2 separate regions of the Homo sapiens genome follow, and region 1 is linked to region 2. A link is a loop called in an ENCODE intact Hi-C map of the cell type or tissue named here. Cell type or tissue: endothelial cell of umbilical vein. All regions are shown on one strand. Each heading gives the region's core, and the rest is flanking DNA. Links, peaks and the distances in the headings are about the cores only. Region 1 has its middle 12 kb from the start of GJA8. Region 2 overlaps LOC105371230 (a long non-coding RNA gene).

Region 1 (8,337 bases), core at 245-8,244, 170 kb before region 2:
CTTCTGTTTCAGTTCAGCATTTAAGCCTGGATGCTTAAAAAACTGGATTATGATAGCAATGTCAGTACTGCTGATTCTCCTCCTAGTTTTTAGTCCTCTTTCTCTGCTGGCATTAAACATAATGATAATAAAGGAGTACAGTCATCCCAAAGTATCTGTGGGGGATTGGCTCCAGGACCACCCGCAGATACCAAAATCTATACAAACTCAAGTCCTGTAGTCTGCCCTATGAAACCCGTGGATATGAAAAGTGAGCCCTACTATAATGCAGATTTCCAAATCTTGCCTTCCTACCCATGTTTGGTTGCTGATGCAGAACCCACCAATATGGAGACAATACGGAAGGCAGACTGCATTTATTGAAGAACACCTGTGTATAAGTGGACCCGCACAGTTTAAATCATTTTGTGCAAGGGTCAACTATATATACATATATATAATTCATCATCTTGGTGCATCTGGAGACAGATTTTATCATCATTTGCAAGGGCCTCTTCTGATTCGCAAATCAGAAAGTCAAACCTGGGGATTATCTGTGACATTTCGCTTTTCCAATGTGTTTTTGTCTTGCATTTTATGGCTCTGGATGCCTGATTTGTACTATATTCAGATATCACTGATGGATGAGATAGGTGAGAAAGAGCAAGAATGTTATTTTTATTTTATTTTTTTAATTTTAACTTTTTTTTTTTTTGAGACAGAGTCTCACTTGTCACCCAGGCTGGAGTGCAGTCATGCAATCTCGGCTCTCTGCAACCTCCTGGATTCAAGCAATTCTTGTTCCTCAGTCTCCTGAGTAGCTGGAATTACAGGTGTGTGTCACCATACCCAGCTAATTTTTGTATTTTTAGTAGAGATGGGGTTTTACCATATTGGCTGGGTTGGTCTCAAACTCGTGACCTCAGGTCATCTGCCCACCTCAGCCTCCCAAAGTGCTGGGATTACAGTCGTGAGCCACCACATCCAGCCCTGTTTTTCTCCTTTATAGGCATATTTTCTACCTTTTTACGGAGAGAGAGCTTTTTTATTTTTCTTTTTGCCTTTGCTTTTTGTTTTGGAAATTGCTTGTCTCTTTTATGTATCTCTAAGGCTGTCATTACCCTTTCTTGGGCCTGTAACTTCTCACTCAGAAGCAACAGCGTAATTGTCACAGCCCGTCTGGGTTGGTCCTCTTATAGGTACTTGGTCTTTTTGGTCTCAATGTATGTGAAAGACAGAATAATGGCCCGCAAAGATGTCAGCGTCGTAATCCCTGGAACCTGGGAATATGCTATATTACATGGCAAAGAGGAATTAAGGTTTCAGATGTGGAATTAAGGTTCCATTCAAACCACAATTCTCAGTTTTTCCTGGCTCCAAGCGATGCTCTGTTCTACAGAAAGCAGCCACTCACTCTTAAGAAACGTACTTGCTGGGCATCTGATTGGCTTTAGGCTCACAGATTCCTATAATTTGCATATTCCGGTGGTAATTATTCTTCCTATAATTATTCTAGAATCTAATATACAACTGTGCTTTGGTTGCCATTCATGACAAAGAAATAGCTGTGGTCTGTCTGTGCCAGTTACTCTGAATTTCACAAAGGCTTGCCTCTTTCCTCATTCTTTACTACTTGGTTTCTTTTCAACTCAAGTTAGAGATTTGAATCTGACCAGATTTTTTGGAATGAATCTAGACCTGGAAGCAGGAAAACCTCAGTGTCTGTAGCTTAATCTAGTTGGTCTCTCAGTCACCAAGGTCTTCAGTTTGTCTGTCTTGTAAGTGGGGATAATGCATCTCATGTACATCAGCTGACATAGTTCCTAACCCACAGGAGACTCAAAACAAATATTGTTTTCTTCCCATCTCTCAGTTTTATGGCCTGTAACATGGGTATATTAATGAGACATACTTTGCCAAGGTTTTTTGAGGATTAAATAAGATAATACAGATATTCAGAAAGAAATGCAAGCTTGTTTCCTTTTGGAGTCATGCTGCACTCCTACCACTAGATGGCATGATCAGCACAGCCAGCTGGTGAAAACAGCTCTGAAGTCTAAGGGAAAGGGATCCCACTTCGTTTTCTTTTCTCAGGATGAAGTTTGGAAATAATTATCACAGATGTACTGAAGAAGTCTTCATTTTTGCTGTAAATCATGTATTACCATCAGAGATTTTCTTGGGCAGTAGACTTCCCTGAGGAATGGTTGGAAGTGAGGCCTAGAAACTGGAGTGGTCTCTTTGAAACGTCGTTTGATCATGTCCTTCCCATACATGCCTCTTTTATCGTGTCCTTCCCAGACTTTAATCTCACTGTGGTTTGCTGTCACCTATTCAAGTACATATAAAATAAGTCACTCAGGGCTGGGTGCGGTGGCTCATGCCTGTAATCCTAGCACTTTGGCTGAGGCGGGCGGATCACTTGAGTTAGAGTGAAACTCTGTCTGGAAAAAAAAAAATCACTCAGGTTGAGAGTGAGAGGCCCCTAGTCCTGCCCCTGAGGCACCACAGTGGAGCCCTGGAACTCCGTGAGCCATGGCTGAAGAACCACTGCAGGAGGAAGCTTGGGGCCTTTAGCATGGCACATAGGGCCCTCTGCTGTCTGATGACTGCCAATTTACTCCAGCCCATCTCTTGCCACTCATAGCTTTGCACTGGCTCTCAGCACCTATGATCTACCGAGTTTCTTATGCACATAATCCTGTTTCTTGCCTCTATGCCTTTGCCTACGCAGTCCCCTCTCTATTTTGAATCTCCTCTCCCCTAACTGACTCATCCGTTGGGGCTCAGTTTGGGCTTTAACTTCCCCAGGACTTCTTACTTGACCCTATCTAAGTTGTTTTCTAGTAGTTCACTTATGTGTCTGCATCCCCCACTAGTCTGTGAGATTTCTGAGTACAGGGAAAGTCTCTTACGTCTATTTTATAAAGGCCTGGCAAATGAAAGAACTCAATGGGTTTGGAGAAATGAATGAGTGATGAGTAGAGAGAAGGGCACCACCTAGATGAGGAGGTAGGAGATGAAGATGTAGGAGATGAAGATGTAGGAGTGGCAAAGGAAAATGAGTGTTTTGAATCTAGAAGTAAGGGGAGTCCTTCCCCAGCTGCAGGCTGAGCCCCCAGCAGGAGACCAGGTGAGCCTTCTTCTCTCAAAGCCTCAGTGGCAGCCCTCACAAGAGGTCACCAGGGGCTGGGAAATTGGAACTCCTTCAGCCACAGAGCAGCTGTTAGAGAAGCACTAGCAGTGTTGGGAGAGGAGGACCTCGGGATGGGGGCAAAGGCTCCGGCTGTCCCAGAGAGACAGTGCAGAAGGATGGCTGTTTGACTGCCCAGGCTCCAGGGACAGCAGGCTTGCTTCTAAGAATCATTTTGACTGTGATCTTCGAGGCCTGGGGTTGGAGGGCCTAAATCTGCCCAGGCTGTACTAAAGGCAAGTGTCCTACCAGGGATGACCTCTGCCAGAAGGCCAGAGGGCGGAGGTGGATCTCAATCTGAAACTGGGAGGGGAAACCACTTGAATCTTAAAAAAATCGCTTCTTACTTCATTTTCCTTCTGAGCGGGTCCCTAGACATCCAAACAATGCCTCTCCAGGCAGCCTGGCACGGCTGTCATAAAATGCAACTGAAATCTGTATCTATGGAAACAGGCTGGCTCCTCGTTTTTGCCTCTCTCACTCCCTGCTTCTGTGTTGGCCAGGATGGGGCTAGACTCCAAGCTCTGCACTCTGATGTAGGGGCAGCTTCATCCATGCTCTGATGGACCTCCTGTGTCCCCCTTCCTTTTACCTCCTCTTACCAGAGGCAGAGGAGGTTCTGGGAGAGGGTGACCTCGGGATGGGGGCAAAGGTTCCGGCTGTCCCAGAGAGACAGTGCAGAAGGATGACTGTTTGCCTGCCCAGGCTCCAGGGACAGCAGGGAGTGACTGACAGGGGTGCTGTAGGCTCGATGCCCCAATCTGGGCTTTTGGGATTGAGGCCCAGACCTTTATCCACTCAACAAAATTAATTCCCTGCCTCCTCCACCCACCCTAGGCTTGACAGCAATTCTCTGGTCCTTTCTTTCCGTTGCCTGAAGAGGTGACTTAGTATTCCTTAGGGTACATATGTGATGGTGTTTGGTTTGAGAGGTTTATTTAAAAAAAATATTTTGGGGGGATTTAAGATGAATGAAAATCATTCTGCTTCAACTTGGCAGAATGGACTGAAATGGAAACAAAGACAGCACAACTCTTTTCTTCTCTAGCCCTGATGTGCTGATTTACTAAACCAGGAGTTTTCTTGCAGGGGCAACCTGTTTTCAAAACACACTGCAGACAGGTCTAGCTTAGCTGACCTGTGTGAACATCAATGGGGAGGGTAGAAGGAACAGGGTGATGGCATTCGGGGATCTCACCATTCTGACAAGACACAAGTCATTCAACAGCCAGAGGTTCTGAGGACAGCATTTCCACTCCCACGGGGTGCCCCTGTCTGGGCAGCCCAGGACAGCGTCCGGAATACCGCAGAGCTTGGCCCTGCGCCACGAGGGGGCGATGCCGTCTCTCTTTTGCTCCACGCACTGTAGTAGACGCCTTCAGAGCCTGAGGGCAAAGAAAAGAGGCTTACTCCAAGTCTGCAAAGGAGAGTCAAGTGAACTCTTTTTTTCCACACGGGAAAAGATGGATATGGTCTAAATGGGAGGGGCTGGGAGGACAGGAAATGCAAAGGGGGACAACCTTGGCTTTAATTTTACTGTATAACCACACTCTCTGGGCCGGTTTCCTGGTGCCTTCCCTTTCACCCTGTTTAGTGATCATTATACTGGTGGCACTGGATGCCCCAGAGGGTATCCCTCTTTTTCTCCTCTTACTTTTCTTCCTATTCAGAAGTCCCTTTTATCACGGAAATATTTGCCCTGTCTCCCACAGCACCACAAATCCAGAATCACCAACCCGAGGGTTTCAAGATTCTTTGCTCTATCCCCTCCCTTCTCTCAGACCTGTCCTTATTTCCTTTGGTCCTGCACAATTCTACTGTATCCCTGATTGTACCAGGGGCAATATTTGATGATAAAGGGCAGAGTAAATTGTAGAGCATTAGGTTCATGTGATGACAAAGCAAAGGGCAAAACTTCAGCAGATGGCAGGCCTTGATCACTGGAGACAAACATTCTGGGGCCTTTCTGGTTAGGGCAATGGAGAACCCATTCTAAGAGTTATGGCTGAGATTGTGTGAATTTAACTCACCCACCTGCAAATCAGAGACAGACTTGGCTACAGGAAGCCTCTGTTGCTAGGGGCAGAATTGGGGAGCTTTTGGGACCTTCTCTCTTGTGAGTTGTCCATGGCCTGGGCTTGCACTCCAAAAGCCTCCTGGCTAATTGAAATCCACTGGTACAGCTTGCATCAACAAAGACTCCAGGCTCCTACTCAGGAGTTCATTTTGCCCTTGGCCTACCTGTAAACCCATTAGAGTGGAGAGTGCAGAGGAATTTCTCTCCCCACTAGGTCCAGCAAACACATTTTCATGTCCTTGTAAACGATGAGGGAGTCTTCCATGGAAGACTGTAGGTAGAGCCATCACTGGCTTTCACAACATGGTTTAGTATTTTTGTTGTCAGTCTCTATAATCTGGCTATAATTCTATAATTCTGGCTCAGAATCTATCACTTACTAGCTCTGTGATAGGTGGCAAATTAACCCTTTTAAATCTCATTTTTATCATCTGTAGATGGAGATGATTATTATGAGAACTTAATGAGATAATCTATGTTAAAGTACTCGGCCCAATTGCTGGCACATAAATGGTTGTTATCATTATCTTGAAATGCAGTGGAGTATAAAGGCTAAGCCAGCTGACTCAAATCTGAGCTCTACCACTTACCGTCAGTGTGAGCTCAGGAAAACCATTTGATTTCTATATGCCTCAGTCTTCTCAGATGTAAAATGCAATTTATTTATTTGAGACAGGGCCTCTCTCCTGTTATCCAGGCTGGAGTGCAGTGGCACAATCATAGCTCACTGTAACCTTGAAGTCCTGGGCTCAGGTGATCCTCCTGCTTCAGCCTTCTGAGTAGCTAGGACTACAGGCATGTGCCACCATGCCCAGCTAATTAGAAAAAAAAAATCTGTAGAGACAAGGTCTGGCTGTGTTGCCCAGGTTGGTCTCAGGCTCCTGGCCTCAAGTGATCCTCCCACCCCAGCCTCCCAAAGCACGGGGATTATAGGCATGAGCCACCATGCCTGGCTAAAAATGAAGTTTAATAATCACAGCTATGTCACAGGGTACTTAGGACTGAATAGATAATGTATGCAGTGCACTGAAAACAGTTCTTGGCATATGCTGAGTACTCAAAGAAGGCTGGTCATCACTGCCTATAAAGCTGTGGTTTGGATTATCCAAAAGTTACCTGCATTTTGCTCTAGAATACTAAGATGCGTGTTTTAGTTAGCAGGAGAATTATTTTCTTATTTGACTTAGTTTGCAGTAAGGTGAATCTGTATTTGTTACTTGTACAACTGGTTAATGCTGGGGCTGGGGCTTAGAACATGGCTGAGGGAGACTGGTTAGAGATGCAAGATGTGCCACAGAGAGTCCAGAAAACAGATCACTTTGAGGCACTTGCATGGCATCTTTTCACTAGTGCTCCTGTATAGTTTATCTTTTACTACATATCAGTTTAGAAAGAAAGATTTTATTGTCAAACCAATTTTGCAGGTAGAAGAGTAGGTGAAAGAGACAGATTACGTGCCCTGCCCAAAGGTCACAAAAGCAGGATCTATATCCACATGGCAGTTGCATTTAAAAATAAAAATTAATCAAAGTAGCTTTTGGCTCTGCCTGACAGGACAAGTCATAGACAGTGTATTTAATGTGTCATTAGACGGTGTTGGCAGCCTTCGTCACAGCTGCAGTGAATCTGGGGTAACACCAGGAATACAGCACCTCTCTGATTATTTATTTTTAGAGTCTCCAACAAGAAAATTTTAAGAAAAGAAAAAAGAAATCATTGTGGGTAGGAATCAGGAGAGAGTAGTCAGGAAAAATCTGAAATTTTCCTAAAATTTGAAAAATATATATTATGAATTCTAGGTCCTGGGCCATTTAAGCCAGTCTCTAAATCATATGGTTATCTTATAGGAGGAGAATCTTGGACAATAAAAAGATCAGAATGAGGGTGATGTGCTATAAATCTTCCTAAAAAAGCAAGAAGAATTAATTTGGAGAAACAACCCATTAGGGTTGACAACTGTTTAAGTAAAACTGATGACATGAAACTGGAAAGAAAATAGTCCGCTAACTTCTTAAATGGGAAGATGATTCATTAGCAGTGAGGGTTAGGGGTGTCTGTAGTCCTTTTCTGATTATCTATGAAGTAGTAACCTGGATTAGCCAAAAAGAGATTTGCTTTTGACTCTGAAAAATGTCATGATATTTGTTTTGGCAGTAGATAAATTTTTGAACTAGACCTGTTAGCTCAATTGTAAATATTTCATTAGAGAGTGATGGGCATATGAATGCTACAGCTTCTTTTCATTCAACAAATATTTATTGAGTACCTACTACGTGCCAGGCACTGGGCTAGGAGCTGGAAATACAATGCTGAACTAGTTAGACATGGTCCTTGTCCTCCTGGAGATAGACACTGAAGAAATAATACACGTGAGCAATCATTATCATCTAATTAATAATCATCACAATGGGCCAGGCGTGGTGGCTCATGCCTGTAATCCCAGCACTTTGGGAGGCTGAGGTGGGCAGATCACCTGAGGTCAGGAGTTCAAGACCACCTTGGCCGACATGGTGAAACCCCTTCTCTACAAAATACAAAAATTAGCCAGGCATGACGGCCAGTGAATGTAATCCCAGCTACGTGGGAGGCTGAGGCAGGAGAATCACTTGAACCCAGGAGGCAGAGGTTGCAGTGAGCCAAGATCGTGCCATTGCACTCCAGCCTGGGCAACAGAGTGAGACTCTGTCTCAAAAAAAAAAAAAAAAAAAAAAGTCATCATCGTCATCACAATGAAGACATATACAGAGTGCTAAATATGGGTATAATGAAGAGTTGGCCTTGCCCAGGAGGTGAGAAATATGAAAGCCCTTTGAAAACTGTGAAGTGCTAACTAAGGCTTTGTCTGGATTCATCTGGATTGTGGTTAGTCTCTGAATGGGCACAAGATTGCTCCTGTGTAATGCCTGGGGTGCTGTTTCTGCCTGAACTTTCTCTCTTGAAGGAGGCCAATTTCTTTCTCAAAATTCTACCTGGTGAGTGGGAAAGGCCCAGGAGTGGGTGGGAATAGGTTGAGAAATGCTTCTATCAGTTGCTGGAGCACAGAGACCAGTTCATATTTATGAGTTCATCATCTATTTTGGTTGGAAAT
Region 2 (8,337 bases), core at 191-8,190:
CTGAGAGTGTCTAAAGCACCTTTATCTCTAACATTTGATACTCCTCTAAACAATTTTATCTCTAACCTTTGATCCTCCAGCCTCAAAAGGGATAAAAGGCAGCGAGTCCACAGTTCTGACCTCCTTTGAGGTTACAGTTCAGCTCCTCCAACCTAGACCCCCTCTATGTAATAAATTTATGGAAAGTGAATGAAAAGGACATACATTAAAAACACAGGAGTAGGAACCTACAGGCAAGGGAGAAGGATCGAGAGGGGATAAAGGGAAAAACTGAATAAAAATTTAAAAGGTCCCCGAATAAGACAACAATCATAGGGAGCCATGAACTGAGGAGTGTACTCAACTCAATTCACAAAACCTGAGGTCTAGTAGAAACTTAAAAATGAATAAATAAATAACACGGCATTATTCAGAATTAAATTCTGAGAGAGTGCTCTGGACTGAGACAAAAAAAAGAAAAAGGCACTACGCACTCACAAAATTGACAGCGATTGGTTATTTTGGGAAAACTCACCCATAGTTACACCTCGGCTCTGACTTGATATATTTAAAAATATACCCCCATGCAATTATTATATAGTGGAAGAAAGTTCAAATCATTGTAGAAAATTCTACAGCTTTTCTTTGTCAAATGCATAGAAATCCAGTAAAAATGCCAAGAAAGGAAGAAATAGCCTTGTGTGTTCCTGGCACATAGCAAGTGCTTAATAAATAATTATTGCATAGGCACACACATTCAGTAATGTATATTTTGTGTACTGCATGTACTATAGACACACACTTATGCATGCTTCATGTATATTTAATTGCATTCTTTCCTAAAGTACTAAAATTTTCTTTCCTTTCTTCATTTATGTAACTCATAAAATCTTCACTCTTTGATATCTTTCTTTGTTTAACTTTTTAATTGTCATTTGCTTGCACAAAATAATGTCCCAGAAACTATTCCCAGCCTCTCTTCTTAATGTATCTCTGTCCAACTTCCTCCCTTTTCTATATACACACACTCTCACATCCCACATACCACAGTGTAGTCTCCTTTACTTTAACTTCCTATAGACAGCTCAACATATACCTTTTAATCAGAATGTAATAGTTATCCATAAAACTTTCAAATATTTTATTTATTTATTCATGTATTTTATTGTAAACACAATTAATCTTGTTTTTTCCCTATGCTTAACAAGACCAGTGCCTTGAGAGAGCAACACATAGTTATGAACACAATAATGGATATATTTACAGCATAAATTGTTAGTATAAAATGAAAATATTTGTCCTTTGTCTACTTGACAAATCTGTTTGTCAAATCAAACCTATTCCTGTGGCATATTGGAAGCATATTCAATTTTAAAAAATACTTTTATGCCTTACATAACTAAAAATGGGTGATTTATAGAAATTCTAAAATTATTTTTTAAGACAAATTAAAAATGCTTGTAAATAGAACTTCTTACCTGTTAACTATTAATATCTAAAATAACAGCTTGTTTTTCATGATTACTGAATGTCTGTCCAATCATTGGCTAAATAGTCTCCTGAGAACCACACACCCCTGAATCCTGGGGAAAATAAATATTTTTATTTTAAGTAAAGTGATGACTTGTAACAGTGCCAGATTTTTCTCACTCTGGCCCAATACTAGTTTCTCTTCGTTTTCACCTTTCCCCCACTCAAGTCCAGCCACCTCTGATAATGAGTGTTCACAAGTTTGTCATATGGCTCTCTATGCCTTCGAAGCCCTTTGTAATTAGGCTAAAACTTACTTCAAGGCCCAGCCTCAATGTCACTTCCTCTGTGAGGTGGCCCCAGTAACCCACAACGGAATTAGCCATTCCCTTCCCTGTGTTGCCTGGTACTCCTGTGGCACTTTTCACCCAGGGGTGCGTATTTCCCTATGTGACTTCTTTGGTTTCAGAACTCCTTGAAGACAAGGACCATGACATATTTGCCATTGTATTCCTACACATGCTTGGCATATGGTAGGTGTGTAATAAATATTTCTTTCATGGACTTATTGAATCATTTCTGGTCTGCATTCAGCATATTTTTTTATATCTCTACTAACTAATGATGCCCAGCCAGTACAGAGGAAGTGGACCCCCACCTCACACAGCAGAAGCCGTTTGTCCTAACTTCTTTGTTAGGTCTGCTTCCGTGGCAACAGCAAGCAGACTTTACCTCCCCCAGATCCCTTTGATTCTCTGTTTACTGCTCCATCTCTTTTTGTGTTTCCCTAGGAGTGAGAATGAGAACAAAACCTCTGTAATGCATATGATTTGCAAAGACTTATCTGCTAAAAAACATTTTTGTAAAAATTCAGTTAAGCTTACCTTATTATATACTTCAGTAGCCCTCCCAGCAATGCCTAGCACAGCTCCTGGCTCAAAATAGATTGGATCAATTAATACGTGGTTTTGTCAGTGCTATAAAATTTCCAAGGAAGTTAAAATATTTCAGATGGCAAAAATGATACATTATTGGGATATCATTTTCATGGGTACATACATGGGACTGGAGAGGTTAAATGCTAGGAAATGCTGTGCTTCCCATGTCATTACCAACAACCCTCACAAGCTACTGAGAGTTTTGCTTTTTGTTGTTGTTGTTTGTTTTGTAGAGATGGGGTCTTACTATGTTGCCCAGGCTGGTCTTGAACTCCTGAGCTCAAGCGATCCTTTCACCTCGGCCTCTCAAAGTGCTGGGATTACAGGCATGAGCTACCACATCCAGCCTACTGGGAGTTTTGACATATTTACTGTGGTAAACTTGTTTCATAAACTCAGTAAAGATAGACTTCAACCCAACCCCGGTGAAAGTAACCCCAATTTTGAATGATAGCATCAAAATGGAGGAAGACTGTACTAAACACAGAGCTGCAGCCAGCCCTAACATGCCCCTTTTGTATGGACCTCCAACCTCCAGCTCGCATCAACTCACTATTGACACAAGGAGATCATAGATTTAGAACATTTTTGCAGTGGAAGGGACTTGAGAAATCATCTAGTGAAATTCTTCCAGCCCAGAGACCTTAGATGCTCAGGTTTACACTAAAGGGCCAATGGCAGAGCCAGTGCTATTTTCAATATTTCAAAAAAGTCTAGTGGAAATCGTGCGTTTACTAGCAATTATACAAAAGCTTTTGAAAAGGCAGGCTTATTCACGTTTGCTTTAGTTAAGGTTTTGTCAATTCTGTGTTACAAAATTCCTTTCTCTTGCTGATTTAAGTCTTTGAGTAATAAAGGATGGAAAATGATCTATCTGTTGAGTATCTATACAAGGGAAAGGCAATCAGCACCTCATAGGGATAGCTGCACTCCCATATTAATTCACAAGAGCCAAGATATGGAAACAACTTAAGTGCTCATTGATGGATGAATGGATTTTTAAAATGGATATATATGTATATATGTATATGGATATATATGTATATATGTATATGGATATATATATATGTATATGGATATATATATGCACAGACACACACACACACACATGCACAATGGAGTATTATTCTGTCTTTAAAAAGAAGGTATTGCCATTTGTGACAATACGGATAAATGCGGAGGGCATTATGCTAAGTGAAATAGGACAGACATAGAAAAATACTGTATAACCTTACTTATATACAGAACCTAAAAAATATGTTAAGTTAAAAAAATAGAAACAGTAGATGAGTGGTTACCAGGAGTGGGGAGGGAGGAAATGGGGATAAGCAGGTCAAAGGGTAGGAATTTGCAGTTAGGTAGAATGACTAAGAGACCTAATGTACAGCATGAGGACTATAGTAATAATGCATTATTGTACTGTGTACTGAAAATTCACTGAGAGAGTAGATTTTAGGGGCTCTTACCACAAAAAAAGGATGGGGGTAACTATGGAGAGTGGTGGATGTATTAATTTGTTTGACTGTAATAATTATTTTACTATGTATATGTACATCAAAACATCATGTTGTTTACCTTAAATATATACAATAAAAATAAATTTTAAAAAATGGAAAAATAATTTATTAAATGGCAGGGTGTTTTGAGCTGATCAAATCTTTTCAAACATAAAGTCCATGCAAAGAGAAATAGTAAAAGAGTTCCATGGTAGAGAAAAGTTTGCAAACTACTGACCTCATCCAACCCTCTCACTTTACATCTAGGAAAGGAAACTGAGGTGGAGTGAGGTGCTGGGTCACCTGACGAGCTAGAGGCAGTCAGGGTGAGCCATATCCATATCTCTAGGCTCGTGCTCTTAGGGCTTCTGAAGAGCCCTAAGACATTCTGTTTCCTTCCCTGAACTTGTCTTTGGTTCCTGATCTTCCTAACATCCCTGGATGGCTCAGGGAACCAGAGCACACTGCACCTAGGAGGAAAGAGACTACTGCAGATCGCTAAGAGCAGGAAAAGCTGGAGACCAGCGACACCCACTGCCCAGACTGTGTGAGAACCTCAAGGGTCCCAGGGAAAGGACCTCAGAACTGGGGCTCAGGTGGACAATGTGGATGATTAAAGGAGATGGCTGAAGGAAAGCACACTGGACAGGAATAAAAGATAAAGACAGCTTCTGTTTCCTGGAGGCAGAGCCTTCCTTATCAAAGGGGCATTGGGAGTGTCAGGCACTTACTGCACTGGCTTGTGATGGCACATCACTGGCCCTGCAGGGCGGGGTGAGGAAGCAAGTGATTCGGTAGAGACCTAGGAAAGAAAAAGGGAAACAAAGGCAAAGGCACAGAAAAATTCCCGGTTGTGTAGGGGACAAACTTGCCTCTTGAGATTTCTCTGGTCACCTCTCCCATAGTACCTGATGCCTGCCTCTGTGACAAAACCTGATGTCAGCCTCTGTGGCTGAACCCACAGCTGGAGTCACCCAAAAGCAGGGGCAGAGGAGTTCCTGCAAGGGACTGCCCCAAATGATTCCAGGATGGGGCCAGTTGGGATTCCAAAGAAAGAAGTACTAAAATGTCAAGGTGATTAGTTAAAAGCATTTACTGTATCAGGTGAACTGTATTACAGAGGGGGGCTGGAGAGCATCCTCCCGAAGGACAATGAGACAAGGGATGTCCTACCTAGGTATGTCTGCAATGAGAAAGTCAGGGTATGGAGCTTATAAGAGGGTTTAAGGAGTTTGACTCGGGGCTGGGGCTAGTCTCTTTCAGGGTTTTGGGCAAAAATGCAAACACCTTTATCGGTGCCTGGAAATGTTCAAGGGCCCCACTTGGGTTCAAGCCTGCAGGAGAAAACATATATCTGGCTGGGAGAGTGGTGCAAGTGTTCTACGTTTCCCGGCAGGACCAGAGAAAAAGTGGGGGAAGTTGGAGGACCCTACAATAGTGTTTATTTTATTCCAGGTACTGGTTGAGGCACTTTGTATGTGTATTAACTCATTCTTTCCTCACAACAACCCTATGAGTAGCTACTACTATTATCCCTATTTTATAGATGGAGAAATGGAAACAGAGAGGTTAAGACTCTCGCCCAAAGCCATACAACTAATAAGTGGCAGAACTGGGATTCAGATCCAAGCAGGCTGGTTCAGTGCCATGCTTGTAACCACCATAGTGGTTCACACCTTCTACTGAAATGTACCTTTTTCCCCTCAGTCTCAGACTGTGGATTCTGAAAGGTCAGAAACTTAGATTTACTCATTGTATCTACTCTGCTTAGCTGAGTACCTGGCACATGGTATGTTCTCAACCAATGTATTCTCTTTCCCCTCAGATCCTCCATATTCCTAGGATTCTAGGAGCCCCCTGAACCCTCATAGATTTCATCCCATCATCCCCACTTCAATCCTTACCACCCAACAGGCTTGCTCTCTCATTAGCAGGGTCCCCTACTCAGAGTATTTTTTCTCTTTTCCCTTTCTCCCCTCTCCAAATCCTACGCGGCCTTCCATTTGACAAGGTCCTGCAATCAGAAATATTAACTTATGCCAATGTTAATCATTTATAAGTTATTTCCTCTCTTGGTGGAATTTACTATCCCAAGTGGAAAAAAATTCCAAATCCATTATTTCAGACAATTCAGCAATTCTTTAAAATTGGACTCATGAGACTGTTCCCTTCTGAGACTGTCCCCAGGTCAGGGACTGAATGGGACCTGCTACTTCCTTCAGTCAGTGTGATCACAGCCTCCTGTGGTGGTGTCCCATCTGGGAGCTTCCTCTAACCCTCCTCCCTAAGGACATCGCCCCACCCCCATCACCTTCTCCACTCACTGGGCAGCCAATAGAACAGCAAGGACTGGAGCTCAGCTGTCCTCAGCAGCTGCAGTCCCCTCCCCTGATGGCTAAGCTGCCCACCTGAAATATTCTGCTGGGAGGCATGCAGGGATGTCTGGGGGGCTGTCATGAGGTAAGGTGGTTTGCGATCAGCCTCTTTGAAGAAGTCTGGCTAAGAAGCCATGTGGGGAGAATTGGTGAGGGAAACTTTGACCCTGTCAGAACATAGGAAGCTCAGAGCCTTGTGTCTCCTGAATGAGCCATAAGACCTCTGACTGGCCTCAAATGGCACTACCCAATCTCTCTCATCTCTCCCCATTACCCAAGAACTCTCTGAATGTGGAAATTTCCCCCCAGGCCTTCCTGATGCAATGAAATAAGCATGGGATTAGCACCCAGGCATGAGAATTTGCATTCTGGCCACACCACCTATGGAGTGTGTGCTGGGCATTGTGTAAGCACTCCACGTGTATTAACTCACTGATTCCTTGTGACATCCCTAAGGAGCTGGCAACTGGTATGTCTCTCTCTCAACCTTGGCAGTTCTCCTCCCACCCTGCACTTCTCTCTAGCTGCTGCCTTACAATGCTCTCCCATCTCAGCTAGGCTTCTGCCAAAACCTCTACCTTCTCACACCTTGTTTGCTTCTCATCCCACTGCAATCCTCTCTATTTTGATTTATCGGCAAAGTCCCATAATGACCTCCATGCTGCTAATTTATCTGTGTGTTTTCCTCATTTTATGTCATCTCTCTGTGGCAGTAGATGAAGTTGACTGATATCTCTTATTCAGCTTCCAAGAAACTGTGTTTTCCCCTACATTTTCCTGTTGTCCTTCGAAATCTAGTTCAGACTCCACATCCCTCAGGAAACCATCTTCGATCTCTGCCTGTCTTCTCTCTAGTCGATGACTCTCTCTTTTGTGTTATTATACCTCTGAACACTGTACTTCCCTTCTTTGTTGTACTTATCACATTATACTGTAAATTTTTTAACCCATTTATGTCCTCTATTAGGCAGAGAACTCCTCTGAGGGAAGAAACCGTAATCTATCCTCTATTCCCAGTCTATTATTCATAGTAGGTCCTCAATACATTGCCTATTGCATAAATTCATAAATGGGTAAGTTGCTGAGGAAGGCCAGGTATATGGATAGCTCATTTAACATGTTTGCTAAGGAAAGACAAATGCAACTATAGCTGTTGGTTGGAAACAGGACTAAATGGTAGAAGAGTATGGTTTTGTGTGTTTGTTTTTTTGAGGGATGGCTAAGACCTAAGAGAAGTGGTCCCAGGAGACAGAAGAGGTTTTTAGAAAAGGGGAGAGCAAAGCATATTTGCAGGCTGAGGGGAGAAAGACCATGGAATAGGAGGAAGCCTGAAATGAGTAGGGGAAGTGGTTGAAGCAAGAGACTGTGAGGAAAAGTCAGGATGGGCCCAAGAGCACAGGTGAAGGGATTACTGTGAAGGCGGAGAAGCCAGGGCTCTCTCCTTAACCAGCTGGGCCCCTGCCCTTCGCAGCTGCTGCCAGCGCTTGACCACTCCCTCAGCTGGGATTCCACTTCCTCAGGCATCAGCACACCTATTACCATCTCAGCTGCTGCCACTGCAGAGACCCAGAGAACAGGTGCTGCTTCTCCTCTCAGCAATTCCTGAACTCTGATGGCAGCAGGGTCACCACCCAGATGTTAAAAATGCCTCTCTTAGGCCACAGCATAGAGCCGCCATGTGCCCCTAGAGCCCTTACAGCCGCCCTAGCCCCAGAGCTCCTTCGCTGACTTGCTCCTCTTGCTTAGTATAATTCCCTGCTTAGCTGGAGGGCCTGGCAGGGCCAGAAGACACTGTGGGTGAGACCCTGTTGTTACCAGAAATGGGTCCCGATCCAGACCCCAAGAGAGGGTTCTTGGATCTCACACAAGAAAGAATTCAGGGCAAGTCCATAGAGTAAAGTGATAGCAAGTTTATTAAGAAAGTAAAGGAATAAAAAATGTATACTCCATAGGCAGAGCAGAAGCATGGGCCACTCAGCTGCTTATACTTATTGTTACTTCTTGATTATATGCTAAACAAAAAGTAAATTTTTCGTGAGTTTTCTAGAAAAGGGGTGGGCAATTCCCAGAACTGAGGGT

Evidence for each region. Peaks named below come from ENCODE experiments on the same cell type or tissue, not always from the same donor. Only the 100,000 strongest peaks of a DNase experiment are listed, where the experiment ranks them.
Region 1: it touches region 2 in a loop (17-fold over the local background); 91 of 110 quality-filtered maps call a loop at or near these places.

Annotation. Positions count from the first base shown.
Region 1 is chr1:147,886,552-147,894,888 of GRCh38, reverse strand. No RefSeq gene overlaps it. Among named protein-coding and RNA genes, the nearest start is that of GJA8, 12 kb to the left of the region's middle. In endothelial cell of umbilical vein, for the core only: CTCF peaks have their summits at 1,988 (motif pointing right) and 4,505 (motif pointing right); DNase peaks (open chromatin) are centred at 1,988 and 4,508.
Region 2 is chr1:147,720,176-147,728,512 of GRCh38, reverse strand. All of the region lies in intron 2 of LOC105371230 (a long non-coding RNA gene), which reads left to right. All of the region lies in intron 1 of LOC102723321 (a long non-coding RNA gene), which reads right to left. Among named protein-coding and RNA genes, the nearest start is that of GJA5, 36 kb to the left of the region's middle. In endothelial cell of umbilical vein, for the core only: a CTCF peak has its summit at 4,410; a DNase peak (open chromatin) is centred at 4,382; H3K27me3 peaks cover 997 bases.